Regions from separate parts of the Homo sapiens genome. Here region 1 is linked to region 2. The links are chromatin loops, found by intact Hi-C in ENCODE. Cell type or tissue: endothelial cell of umbilical vein. All regions are shown on one strand.

Region 1 (2,500 bases), 150 kb after region 2:
CTTGAAGAGTTTATGAGTTTTCAATTCATTCCTTTCAATTTCCAGGAACAAAAGCAGAATAAGAATGCCTTTTCACAAGTTACATATTTACTCTCATTATCTTGAAAATTACTAATCAAGAGTGGGAGTGTGGCTGGAAATGCCAGAGACCAGGTGTTGGAAAACCTGAGTCTGCATTCTGCCTGCAGACTTTCTAGCCTGTGTGAGTCTCAGGGTGGCACCTCCTCTCTAAATCTTGTGATTGAGACAGTGCAAACAATTCCTTCTGGGGTGATCACATTACTCTTGCCTGCCCAGCAGCCATTCTCCCCTCTGCTGGTGTTCTTTGTAGAGCCATGTATTTTGCTTGTGTGGGGTTGACTTGACCTGTCTACTTCCCCCTGCCATTCTCCTGCTGCTCCAGAGGTGGGCACTTCATCCTTCCAACAAGATCGCTTAGCAAAGCTTCTTTTGGGGCTATCAGGACAATCCCTCGCTGAGACTGTTAAACTCTACAGAGTCCTTGAGGCAAAAAATTCCCTTTTTGGTTTTCAGTTAGTTTTTCTGTCACATGCACCTAAAATAATCCTGAATAAAATAGTCCCAAGGTTGTGACTGAGGTGAATGAATGTAAAAAGTGAAAACATTGTTAGAACAGGATTTTTAAATATTAGAGCTGGAAGGAATCACTGAGGTTACCAAATTTTACGCCAGCCCCTGCAAGATACAAATTGAAATCACAAAGCCGAGGTCGCAAAGACACGTAATGACAAAAATAAAACAGAGCCTGGAGGTCCTTCTTTCCTTTTCAAACTTTAAAATCCCAGATACTTTAGTTTTAAAACACTTAACTAGCTATGGGCTAAGGACAGAGAGTGAAATTTAAACACTGCCAAGGAGATTTACCACTATGAGATTTCTGGCTTTCCAGAAATAGAAGCCCACCATGGCACAAATTTCATATGATCTAAAGATAATGAGAGCTAAAAGTGCTTTGGATTCCCTGGAAAAGGGAAGTAACACATCTCCCAAGACACTAATGAGCCAACATTAGCAGGAGAATAAGCAATCCAACAACGAGAAAGAAGTGCAAGGATATCTGTGCAAATTTCTGCAAATCTTATGAAGCCTTAAAATGCTATTCACATCCACTAAGGTTCGCTCTTAGGGTAGAAAACTGTTCAAAGGCACATCCTAATGGCCTTTTAGAAAATTACAACAAATAGATTTTTTACTAAGCTTACAGCCTTTAATTATTCATAAAACCTACACTGATTGGCAGTTACTTTTATTTCTGTTTGTACAGTGGGCTGAAACTAAAAATTTTTTACATTAATGCTCATTTTAATAACCTCTTGCAGTTAGACAGAAATCCGGCAGGACCACCTGTGCCCTAATTAACAGTTTTACTACAAGACATAAGATAGTAGGGTAATCAATTCCTTCTGTCAAGCTCCAGATGTGCCAGCTATCATTTTAAATACTTTTTTATTTGATGTATATTAGCTTATTTTTCTTCTCCTTTAAAAAGTATTCAATAGTTTTAAAAATAAGAAGCATACATAGAAAACACCATTCTGCAGCTGGAACTCTACTTAATTAAGGCCATGCTTAATGGTTCTGCGTTTGATCACCTCCTAAAATCACAATAAGAAGTTTACCTTTCTCTGACAGTCACTGACTCATTAATGCATTCTATTTATGAAACATATGCTATGATTTTAAAACAGCAGGGGCCATACTTGTCCTTGCTCACTATTGTATCCTGTGTCTTACACTGCATTCAGCTTATAGTTTGTGCCCAGCTAGGGTTTGATAAAGGAACAAATGAATACAATACCTATGACTTAGGCTCTTTTGTACCTTGCCATTGTTCCTTCACATCCACACTCAATGCCAACTCAAGCATTGAGAATGCACAGTGAATCAGTCAGGTATCTCTAATATTTCCATATTTGAATTCTTTGAATACAGTAATATATATCTTGTTGGTTATTTTTACCCCTAGATTGTTTCCCAAATGTATTGTAGTTCAGGGTGGGGAGGGGTTGTAAGAAAGAAATGTCTTTGTTTTTTCCTAATACAATCTTCTTCATTTATATTGCTCTTCTAATCAGAAAACATTATATTTAATTAAAGTCAGGGGCAAAATAAGAATGACAACTATCATTGATATTATTCAAACTTATACTGCAAGGCTCTAATGAAATATTATAATATGGGAAAAAAGGAATTATATGCATTGGTAAACATAGACAAAACAGTCATCATTGACAGATGATGAATTTGTCCATGTGGAAAATCCAAGATAATTTTTAAGGAAGCTATTAGAACTCATTGGAGTTCAACAATTTTAAGGGACACAAAATCGAAAATTCTCATACAACAAAAAAAGAGCCAACTAGAAGAGATAATAGATGTAGATACAGATAAACTGATTCTGAAGTTTTTATGGAGAGAGAAAAAACTGAGAATAGTCAACACAAGATTGAAAGCGAAGAACAAAGTTGGAAGGCAGACA
Region 2 (2,500 bases):
ACCTTGTTCTGGTTTTGTGATCAACACTGATACATAAATGTAAAGAAGGCAACCGGTGCTTGAGGGGACATCTAGTGTATTGGGAGGTGAGGAGCAGGCCAACTAGTTCAGAGGCTCTGACTTGGTTGGAGAGGGGTAAACCCAGGTGTTACGAGGGTGCTTGGTTGGGGGGAATCTGGTGTAGGCTAGAGGGGCCAGTGCAGGTTTCCTGGGGGTGCTGAGACCTGGGGCATGAAGAAGAGTTACTTATGTGAGGAGGAGAGAGGAGCTCCAGGCCAGAAAGTCCACATCCACTACACCAGAAGCTCCACCCGTTCCGGAACCACACTCCCTGGACTGGCTCTGGAATGTACACCCATGTTTAGCACAGCGCCTCCTAGTGTTCCCAAGTCCCCACTCGCTACTTGGCTGTTGAACAAATAAGCTCAAAGGTCTGGAGGTGAGTGCCTGAACGTTTTAGCTGGGCTGGAGTGGACCTGAGGAATGTGTCCCCTGGGGTGTGGGGCAGGAACAGGGAGCAGAAGCCAGAGGTGAGGCTGGGGAAGGACAGTGGCTGGGAAGTTGCTTTTGGGCACTTGCACTTTCTCCTGAGGGCCAGCGGTCGGAGTGGGGGAAGACTGGAGACCTGCTTCTCCATCCTTTCCCTGCCCTCACTTTCTTCATTTTCTTAGGAGCCAACAGACCTGTGCAAACCTCAGCTTTCCCCAGTTCAGCTCCTTTTCCATCTTCTTGATTTCTGTATTTTTAAAAAAACAAGGCTGCATTATATTGTAGGAGAACAATAACCCACTGGACCACATCCTGGTAAGGAAGAGCTGCAAAGCCATGGCCTCATCACTGTAGACATAAGCTTCCAACAGTGCCCCATTGTGGCATTTGATTTAACTCAGCCCTTCAAAAACATGCATTTCTGACTTAAATTCTGCACACCATCACCATATCCCCAGCAGATGTCGCTAACGTCTCACATTTTGGTCATGCCAGCAGCACGCATCTCAGGCAACAAATATTTATTAAGCAGCGAATGTGCATTGTGCACCAGGCTGAGCACTTTGTAGATAAAAATTCCTGGGGCATGACCCAGGACATGAAGAAAAGTTACTTAAGTGAGGAGGAGAGAAGAGATCCAGATCATTTTTTGATGACAAAAGAAGGTAACATAAAAAAATAATGGACTGTCTGAAAAGTTCTTTCCCATTGAGGTACAAGTTTGTTTCTGGCTATGCAATGTGAAATTGGAACTGAATGTCTGGGACCACCTCGAAGCTTGTTTCAAAGGCCTATTACTACGTGTCTTTTAGACAGATTTTATTTCAGCTTGCCTAATTGAAGCCTCTGGAATCTCTAATGACAGAAGTGTAATTCATATTTCTACATTTCTTCTGGAAAGGAAGGCCCGAATGAGAAGGCAGCACTAAACAAACCGTGAAGTCAAAGTTGAAGTATGGTTGCTAGGGGAAGAGTGTCGAGAGCCCCATGAGGTGGTTGCCCTCTGAGATGGCTTGTTGCCCAAGTGGGTGGTGTCTATTTGGTTGGACTTGAAGAGGTTCTGTGCATCGAAGTTGCTCCACATGGCTGTGCTGACAATGCTTGGAGCTTGGACCTGGAGGTTTGAAGCATCATTATTGAGCAAGTATTCATCCAGCACAACACCCCAGCTCATAGAATGGCTTTGACTGGTGAAATCCCAGATGTGGATGATGTAGAAAGTCCCCTAAATCAAGCACACAAGTCAGACTTGGTACAAAGAGATTATTGTTAGTTCCAATCCATGTCTATCTAGTGGACATCTCAAACCAAATATGTCCCGAACTGAGTTCCTGCTATTCTCCTTCAAACCTGCCATCTCCAAGGTCTTTTTCATTGCAATTAGTTGCAATTCCATGATTTCAGCTGGTCAAACCAAAAATCTTGTGGTTAACTCTTAACTTTCTCTTTCTCCATATCTAATTTATCAGCAAACCATATCAGATGTATCTTCCTAAATATATCCAGAATGACTCTATGTCATATCACCCCATGCCACCACCTGGTGGAAGTCACCATGGTATTTGCTTGTATTATTGCAATAAGCTCACGGATTTCCCTACTTCCACCTTTGCCCCTATTTGGTCTGAAATTCAGTAGCCAGAGTGGTCATGTCCTTCTCTGCTTAAAATCTTCCAGTGGTTTCTCATCTGACTTAAGGTAAACATCAAGGCTCCATGTGATCTGGCCCCAGTTATCTCTGACCTCCTCTGCTTCTCTTCCTTTCCTGACTGGCTCCAGCTGCACCAGGATCCTCGCTGGTTGCTGAACTCCAAGGGGCACACTCGACACCTTTGCACTTGATGTTCCCTCTGCCCAGAATGCTTTTCCCCCAGGGATTTGCATGGGTGGGTCCCTCACTTCCTTCAGGTCTTCCCAGCAAAGCTACATGAGTTTCTCGGGGCTACTGTAACAAAATACCACAGGCTGGGTGGCTCAAACAACAGAAATGTATTGCTTCACAGTTTTGAAG

What was found. A loop is a pair of places that touch in the nucleus more often than their neighbours do. Peaks named below come from ENCODE experiments on the same cell type or tissue, not always from the same donor. Only the 100,000 strongest peaks of a DNase experiment are listed, where the experiment ranks them.
Region 1: it touches region 2 in a loop (5-fold over the local background); 38 of 110 quality-filtered maps call a loop at or near these places.

What each region holds. Positions count from the first base shown.
Region 1 is chr7:22,255,764-22,258,263 of GRCh38, forward strand. The region is part of intron 7 of RAPGEF5 (Rap guanine nucleotide exchange factor 5); the gene reads right to left. Among named protein-coding and RNA genes, the nearest start is that of RAPGEF5, 100 kb to the right of the region's middle. In endothelial cell of umbilical vein, no CTCF peak of the experiment used is centred here; no DNase peak of the experiment used is centred here.
Region 2 is chr7:22,109,516-22,112,015 of GRCh38, forward strand. No RefSeq gene overlaps it. Among named protein-coding and RNA genes, the nearest start is that of CDCA7L, 160 kb to the left of the region's middle. In endothelial cell of umbilical vein, CTCF peaks have their summits at 377 (motif pointing left) and 949 (motif pointing right); a DNase peak (open chromatin) is centred at 966; H3K27ac peaks cover 451 bases.